Regions from separate parts of the Homo sapiens genome. Here region 2 is linked to region 1. The links are chromatin contacts, found by Hi-C or POLR2A ChIA-PET in ENCODE. All regions are on one chromosome and are shown on one strand. The core of a region is the stretch at or near the end of the contact, and the rest is flanking DNA. Distances in the headings are between cores, read along the strand shown. Region 1 overlaps STAT5B (signal transducer and activator of transcription 5B). Region 2 overlaps STAT5A (signal transducer and activator of transcription 5A).

Evidence for each region. Hi-C counts contacts between places; a loop is a spot of excess contacts on that map. ChIA-PET counts read pairs that join two places held with the same protein, here RNA polymerase II (POLR2A). Pooled maps may share reads with other maps.
Region 2: a loop to region 1 is called in a map of naive thymus-derived CD4-positive, alpha-beta T cell, with 3 times the contacts of the local background. The contact joins two enhancer-like sites. A Hi-C loop is called at or near these places in 1 of 168 maps with a recorded cell type or tissue (naive thymus-derived CD4-positive, alpha-beta T cell) and 9 of 50 pooled maps. POLR2A ChIA-PET finds 5 or more read pairs at or near these places in 20 of 52 experiments (AG04450, B cell, CD4-positive, alpha-beta T cell and 15 more).

Annotation. Positions count from the first base shown.
Region 1 is chr17:42,246,986-42,251,190 of GRCh38, reverse strand. The region is part of intron 1 of STAT5B (signal transducer and activator of transcription 5B); the gene reads left to right. Among named protein-coding and RNA genes, the nearest start is that of STAT5B, 27 kb to the left of the region's middle. Within about 2 kb of position 2,415, at least 31 of the 41 ENCODE cell types and tissues checked have a DNase peak (open chromatin) inside an H3K27ac peak, as active enhancers do; they include CD4-positive, alpha-beta T cell and CD8-positive, alpha-beta T cell, where a contact is called at or near this core.
Region 2 is chr17:42,311,486-42,315,690 of GRCh38, reverse strand. It overlaps STAT5A (signal transducer and activator of transcription 5A), which reads right to left. Exons shown (of 19, transcript NM_001288718.2): 19 at 3,748-4,205. STAT3 (signal transducer and activator of transcription 3) reads left to right here. Exons shown (of 24, transcript NM_139276.3): 24 at 1-2,367. Among named protein-coding and RNA genes, the nearest start is that of STAT5A, 25 kb to the right of the region's middle. RefSeq lists silencers at 2,909-3,068, 3,189-3,288, 3,359-3,498. Within about 2 kb of position 2,955, at least 29 of the 41 ENCODE cell types and tissues checked have a DNase peak (open chromatin) inside an H3K27ac peak, as active enhancers do; they include CD4-positive, alpha-beta T cell and CD8-positive, alpha-beta T cell, where a contact is called at or near this core.

The DNA.
Region 1 (4,205 bases), core at 1,166-3,665:
AAAGAATGAAGGTGAACCCCCACCCCCCAAATATGGCATCCTTTGGTTGTGCTTGAAGGTTTGTCTTCTTAGTGCTAACCCTCAGGGAAGGGAGTCTTATTTAAAGCCTTTTTTTTTGGATTGTCAAATAATCTTTTTGTATTCATTTGTGAATTGCATTTTATGATAATTCATTTTGTGGCTCGTGTTATAAAGGAGTTAAACTGCAGGTATCACTGTCAGGAGAAACTCATTTGACTAGCTGATGATTTTTTTTTTTTTTTTTTTGAGACAGAGTTTCCCTCTATCACCCAGGCTGGAGTGCAGTGGCATGATCTCCACTCACTGCATCCTCCGCCTCCTAGGTTCAAGTGATTCTCCTGCCTCAGCCTCCCGAGTAGCTGGGACTACAGGTGCCTGCCACCACGCCTGGCTAATTTTTTGTATTTTTAGTAGAGATGGGGTTTCACCATGCTAGCCAGGATGGTCTCGATCTCCTGACCTCATGATCCGCCCGCCTTGGCCTCCTAAAGTGCTGGGATTACAGGCATGAGCCACCGCGCCCGGCCTCGTGATGATTTTCAATAAGTAAACCACTGTGGTTCACAGCCTGAGCTCCGAAGGTGGACAAAACTCCTTGAATATTTATTACTACTACTGTTATTATAATTCTATTACTACTGCTGCTAGTACTTTATTTTTCTCATTTCCCATGCTTATTCCTTTGCTATTATTTAAGGTTTGGTGATGAAGTATAGGAAGGGCTTGGAAATGAAGTCATTTATTTTGTTTCCAACACAAAACAGTTTCTAGTGTGGGTGTGTGGGTGGCTTAATTTAACATAACAAACTAATACGTTTTTCCTTGAACTCCATACTATCTTCATTTCAAACTAGGTATTCTCAGAGTGGGGTTAAAATACTCTCCATCATCAAAGCCCAGACATTTTAGAACAAGAGCTTGTCTCACAAAAAGCCTGGTGTCTCTGTTGCCACCACAACCTGAAACTAACGAGTTAGAAACCACATAGAGCCAACGACATGGGGTAGGAGCTCGTAACATTTTCTCGCAAGTTTTGTGTAGATAGTTAAGCCGGGAACCGATCTGGTTGAGAAAAATGTTTAAAATCATCATTTTCCCTTCCTTCTCCTTCACTTTTATACTCAAAAGGGTCTAATTTTGCTCCTCTGGGAAGATTGAATGCGTAGGCTTTCATGTAGTTTAACACTCTCTTAATTTAAAGAAGTCTGGGTTTGGTGCAGTGGCTCACGCCTGTCATCCCAGCACTTTGGAGGGCCGAGGTGGGTGGAGCGCTTGAGTTCAAGAGTTCGAGACCAGCCTGGGCAACATAATGAAGCCCCGTTTCTACTAAAAATACAAAAAATGAGCCAGGCATAGTGGCACACACCTGTGGTCCCAGCTACTCAGGAGACTGAGACAAGAGGATTGCTAGAGCCTGGGAGGCAGAGGTTGCAGGGAGCTGAGATCACGCCACTGCACTCCAGCATGGGTGACAGGGTGAGACCCTGTCTCAAAAAAAAAAATTATATTTTCTATCCTCTTCCCCTTTTTGTTATGTGTTTTACAGTCTTTTCTCCATGTCTAATCTAAGAAACTTATATATTCATTGTATATATATCTACTGGTTGTCAGCATTGAACCTTGCCTGTGCCCTAGCATGTTGCAGAATGACTGACTTGACTTTATTTTGAGAATAAGTTCAAAATTTATTCTTTTTTTATCAGTTGACTAGGGACCTTATCTGTTGTTGCATTTATTATCTCTAAAATACCATCTTCTTTTTCTTTTTATTTTTTTTGAGATAGAGTCTCACTCTGTTGCCCAGGCTGGAGTGCAGTGGTGCAATCTTGGCTCTCTGCTACCTCCACCTCCCAGGTTCAAGCAATTCTCCTGCCTCAGCCTCCCGAGTAGCTGGGATTACAGTCACGCGCCACCACACCCAGCTAATTTTGTATATTTTTGGTAGAGACGGGGTTTCACCATGCTAGCCAGACTGGTCTCAAACTCCTGACCTCAAGTGATCCACTGGCCTTGGCCTCCCAAAGTGCTGGGATTACAGGCCTGAGCCACCTCACCCAGCCTACCATCTTATTTTTAGATGGAGACTTCTGGACATTGGTATAAAATCTGGATGGTTCCAGTCCTGACCTTTTCTTCATGTTTAATCTCACCTTCCTAACACTTCCACCACGTTGAAAAAGCGTAGCTCCATATGATCTTACTGCCCTTCGTTCAGTCAAGCGAGACACTGACATTGTGTAGATTCTGGGTCTCACATTTGCTTTGTTTTTATCTGGAGCTTTACTGGAAACTAAATGCTATTGCGTACTAGCTGCAGAAGCAGGAGGGGAAGTTGGCAAGAATTCGCTGCTTTCTGTTTGGTCTGTCTGAGGCAGCTGACCTTTTGGAAGGAAATCGCTGCTCTTCGCTTCTTCCGGTAACAGTGCCGCCTGTGAAAGAACACATACACAGAAGGGCTCTGCCGTTATCCTGGCTGATGCCTTGCAGCATAAGCTGTTAGTTAAGAGGTGGGAGCCTTTCAGTGCATCTGTTGTGTGCTGTAGGAGCATGCACTCAAGTTCCTACACCATGCTAAGTTGTGTGTAGATCTACTATTAGAGGTATAGTGAGAGACGGTCTGTTACCAGAAAAAGTAGGTTGCTTTAGCAAAAGTAATTGCATTTTATTTACTCCCACTATGAGTGCTGTAGTAAATGTGGACAATTATTTTGTGCACAATTTTAGTTCATCTTAATGTTAAATGTCCTGGTAATTGCTTTTTATACCTGGATAACCGTTGTTGTTTTTTTTTTTTCCCCAGCAGGACAAACATTTTGATTTGCTAAGACATGAGCTCTTATTAAATGTCATTTCTTCTCAGAATTAGAATAAGATTTTTTTTTTTTTTTTTTTTTTTGGACAAGATCTTACAATGTCACCCAGGCTGGAGTGCAGCGACACAATCACGGCTCACAGCAGCCTCAAACTCCTGGGCTTAAGCAGTTCTTCTGCCTGTCTCCTGAGTAGCTAGAACTACAGGCATGCGCCACCACACTGGGCTAATTTGTAAATTTTTTGTAGAGATGGAGTCTCACTATGTCGCCTAGGCTTGTTTCAAACTCCTGGCCTAATCAGTCTTCCCATCTCGGCCTCCCAGAGTGCTGGGTTTACAGGCATGAGCCACTGTGCCTGGCCCAGAATTATCTTCTTCTTTTTCTCATACATTTTTTTTTTTTTTAGAGAATGAGTCTGGCTCTGTCATCCATCTGGCATGCAGTGGCGCAATCATAGTTCACTGCAGCTACTAACTCCTAGGCTCAAGTGATTCTCCCACCTCATCCTCCCAAGTAACTAAGACTACAGGTGTGCGCCACCACACGCTACTACTTTTTGTTTTGCTTTCTTTGTAAAGACAGAGCCTTGATATGTTGCCCAAGCTGGTCTTGAACTCCTGAGCTCAGGTGATCCTCCTGCCTCAGCCTCCCAAAGTGCTGAGATTACAGGTGTGAGCCACTACACCTGGCCAAGATTTAGCTTCTTAACAAACCTGCTACTCGTTGGATCCACTTTTTCTGCAGGACTTGTTTTACTTAAACACAGGTAGTAGGACACCCCACAACTTGGGATTATTTTTGGAAAGCTGTAGTTGGGTTTCATATCACCCAGTAAGCAAACAAGGGAACTAACCAGCTGATGAAGCGTTTCTCTCTTAAAAGAGGAGATTTCAGTTTTGTATTGTTTTAACTAAAACATATTCAGTTCAGTTTTTATTTTGTTATTTGAAATGACATATTCAAGTTATGTCTAAGTAAAAATGAAACATTTTAATTCATGGCAAATTAAGAGAACACAGCTACCTGGAAAACGGGGCAAACTGCCATATCCTTCTGTATTTAGTTTTGGTTCGGTGGATAGGTGTGCTTTTCTAAGGTATTATTGGTCTCTTCCCTAGATTTGCTGTTGATGGCAGAGATGGTTGGGTGAAGGTTTGTGTTGATGTACATAAAAGACATAGAGATTAGTACAGAGAGAAACATCTCAGGGCCCCCTTAGCAAGATTGCCCTGCAGTGCTTCTGTTCTTGGAAACTGGTCTGATCTGTTCCACTTTCCTGGGGTAATGAAGAATCCAGGGGGAATACAAACCCTGCGTTGGTTTTAGGTATAGGTTCTTGGCACAAAATAAATTGATATCAACAAAACAGGA
Region 2 (4,205 bases), core at 1,706-4,205, 64 kb before region 1:
TGCCACCCCTCACACAGCCAAACCCCAGATCATCTGAAACTACTAACTTTGTGGTTCCAGATTTTTTTTAATCTCCTACTTCTGCTATCTTTGAGCAATCTGGGCACTTTTAAAAATAGAGAAATGAGTGAATGTGGGTGATCTGCTTTTATCTAAATGCAAATAAGGATGTGTTCTCTGAGACCCATGATCAGGGGATGTGGCGGGGGGTGGCTAGAGGGAGAAAAAGGAAATGTCTTGTGTTGTTTTGTTCCCCTGCCCTCCTTTCTCAGCAGCTTTTTGTTATTGTTGTTGTTGTTCTTAGACAAGTGCCTCCTGGTGCCTGCGGCATCCTTCTGCCTGTTTCTGTAAGCAAATGCCACAGGCCACCTATAGCTACATACTCCTGGCATTGCACTTTTTAACCTTGCTGACATCCAAATAGAAGATAGGACTATCTAAGCCCTAGGTTTCTTTTTAAATTAAGAAATAATAACAATTAAAGGGCAAAAAACACTGTATCAGCATAGCCTTTCTGTATTTAAGAAACTTAAGCAGCCGGGCATGGTGGCTCACGCCTGTAATCCCAGCACTTTGGGAGGCCGAGGCGGATCATAAGGTCAGGAGATCAAGACCATCCTGGCTAACACGGTGAAACCCCGTCTCTACTAAAAGTACAAAAAATTAGCTGGGTGTGGTGGTGGGCGCCTGTAGTCCCAGCTACTCGGGAGGCTGAGGCAGGAGAATCGCTTGAACCTGAGAGGCGGAGGTTGCAGTGAGCCAAAATTGCACCACTGCACACTGCACTCCATCCTGGGCGACAGTCTGAGACTCTGTCTCAAAAAAAAAAAAAAAAAAAAGAAACTTCAGTTAACAGCCTCCTTGGTGCTTTAAGCATTCAGCTTCCTTCAGGCTGGTAATTTATATAATCCCTGAAACGGGCTTCAGGTCAAACCCTTAAGACATCTGAAGCTGCAACCTGGCCTTTGGTGTTGAAATAGGAAGGTTTAAGGAGAATCTAAGCATTTTAGACTTTTTTTTATAAATAGACTTATTTTCCTTTGTAATGTATTGGCCTTTTAGTGAGTAAGGCTGGGCAGAGGGTGCTTACAACCTTGACTCCCTTTCTCCCTGGACTTGATCTGCTGTTTCAGAGGCTAGGTTGTTTCTGTGGGTGCCTTATCAGGGCTGGGATACTTCTGATTCTGGCTTCCTTCCTGCCCCACCCTCCCGACCCCAGTCCCCCTGATCCTGCTAGAGGCATGTCTCCTTGCGTGTCTAAAGGTCCCTCATCCTGTTTGTTTTAGGAATCCTGGTCTCAGGACCTCATGGAAGAAGAGGGGGAGAGAGTTACAGGTTGGACATGATGCACACTATGGGGCCCCAGCGACGTGTCTGGTTGAGCTCAGGGAATATGGTTCTTAGCCAGTTTCTTGGTGATATCCAGTGGCACTTGTAATGGCGTCTTCATTCAGTTCATGCAGGGCAAAGGCTTACTGATAAACTTGAGTCTGCCCTCGTATGAGGGTGTATACCTGGCCTCCCTCTGAGGCTGGTGACTCCTCCCTGCTGGGGCCCCACAGGTGAGGCAGAACAGCTAGAGGGCCTCCCCGCCTGCCCGCCTTGGCTGGCTAGCTCGCCTCTCCTGTGCGTATGGGAACACCTAGCACGTGCTGGATGGGCTGCCTCTGACTCAGAGGCATGGCCGGATTTGGCAACTCAAAACCACCTTGCCTCAGCTGATCAGAGTTTCTGTGGAATTCTGTTTGTTAAATCAAATTAGCTGGTCTCTGAATTAAGGGGGAGACGACCTTCTCTAAGATGAACAGGGTTCGCCCCAGTCCTCCTGCCTGGAGACAGTTGATGTGTCATGCAGAGCTCTTACTTCTCCAGCAACACTCTTCAGTACATAATAAGCTTAACTGATAAACAGAATATTTAGAAAGGTGAGACTTGGGCTTACCATTGGGTTTAAATCATAGGGACCTAGGGCGAGGGTTCAGGGCTTCTCTGGAGCAGATATTGTCAAGTTCATGGCCTTAGGTAGCATGTATCTGGTCTTAACTCTGATTGTAGCAAAAGTTCTGAGAGGAGCTGAGCCCTGTTGTGGCCCATTAAAGAACAGGGTCCTCAGGCCCTGCCCGCTTCCTGTCCACTGCCCCCTCCCCATCCCCAGCCCAGCCGAGGGAATCCCGTGGGTTGCTTACCTACCTATAAGGTGGTTTATAAGCTGCTGTCCTGGCCACTGCATTCAAATTCCAATGTGTACTTCATAGTGTAAAAATTTATATTATTGTGAGGTTTTTTGTCTTTTTTTTTTTTTTTTTTTTTTGGTATATTGCTGTATCTACTTTAACTTCCAGAAATAAACGTTATATAGGAACCGTCTGATAGCATGGCAGCTCTGTTTGGCTGGTGGAGGCTTCCTTTTCCCCTGCATAAGTTCTGAGGGGGCCTCACACACAGGTGGGGCCTGGGATAAGGGCCGGAAAGGGTCTTGAGAGGAGGTGGTTGCCTTAATCCCCCCCGCCAACCCCCTTATGTTAGCCACCAGCCCGGAGGTAAGGGGTGCCTGGAGGAGCAGGAGGTCAATAGTCCAACGGCAGAAAGGTGTCAGAGTGGAGGCCTCCCTCCCCGGCCCCCTCCTACCCCCCAGAGCGGCCTCGTCCTGTCTGGGGTCAGATAAGCCACCTAAGCGGGGTGGGGGGTAGATACTCCCACCGCACCAAGGCCTCCCCTTCCACAGTTGGCTCCTTTATCACTTTCCCTTCAGTTCACCCAGCGGGGACAACACGCAGACACCCGGTGGTGGCTGCAGGGCCCCCGGCAGCCAGCGGTGATAATGCAGGGAAAGGCGCCCCAACCTCAGCTACGCGGGCGCCCACAGGGCTTCTCCCCACCCCTACACGTGCCCCAGCGCCCTGGAGACCGCGCCTGGGAGCTACGAGCGAGCACCTTCCCTCGCAGAGATGGATCAGATTAGCCCCCTGGGGCGGTGGCACCTGCCCGTCCCCTCCCCTCCTCTCTTCTCCCACCCCCGCCTTCCCCCTGCTCTGGGCCCCCTGCACCTCCCTCTTGGGGCCCACGCGCCGCCCCTCTCCCTCGCTTGAGCTCTGAGCTCAGAAGGAACCTGCCCGCAAACCTGGCTCCCAGCCCCGCCCAGGGAGCGCGCGTCCCTGAGCCCAAGGGCCCCAGCGACAGCAGGGACTGGCTGCAGCCGGCAGTGCGGGGGTCCAGCCGGGGCGAGCCGGTCCCGCTTGCTGCACCTCCGCCTCGCACAGTCGCCGGCAGCCAGCTGAAAACAGCGCAGCCGCGTGGTGCCACCTGCTGGTCTCTGGGAAGGAGGAGGATGGGACGGTTGTTGCGGCTCTGGGACTGCCCCTGGCCCCGAGGGTTGAGAAGCATCTTGGCGCCGGGCCCTCAGCCGCCAGCTTCGAGGCTGCTGGGAGCAGCAGCTGCTAAGGAGAAGCCTGGGTCAGAGTTCTGCCCACCCGCGCCCATCTCCATCATTTCCCCAAACCTCGAGTCCCCTGCTTTTTAAGGAATCTGTGCCCCCTAAACTGGCTCCTTACCCTTCTGAGAAGCATTGACAGTATTCCAGGGGTGGCCAGCACCCTGAAAACCACAGCAAAGCGGGCAGAGTTAAAATTTAAGACTAAAAATGACAGCATCAGGCATGCACGCGGGAAGGAACAGAACAACCAGCTCCAGGGGTTCCCATCACCCAGGGAGGCCACCAACGCCCCAACCAGGAGCCATAGCAGCAAATTTATGAAAAAAATATTTTATTCCAAAACACTGTTTACACAAATGTGTGGTCTTTGTACAAAGTACAAAAAAACCCCTCTTCTCATCCCCACCTCCCTTCAGAGAAGTTTAAACCTTGGGCTCTCAATCTTCCATGGTCAGCTGCCCCTGACTGCGAGTCCTACAGCCTCAGAGGGAGGAGCGTGTGGGGTTGGGAGCAAGGCCTCACCAGAACACAGCCAGTTACGCAACAGCGCAAGGCCTGCTCCAGGCCCCACCTCCAGCGGAGTCAAACCAGATCAGCTTTTACCCCTCACTCCAGATTCCACAGGCACGCAGCACATGGCTGATTTGCAGCTTGTCTTTCACTGCAGTTTTTTGTTTTTGTTTTTTCCAGGAGGCAAGAGGACCAACCCTCCAAGTCCCGGGGCCCCTGTCCACCCACCATATCCTAGACCCAATCTTTTCTACCTCTTTGT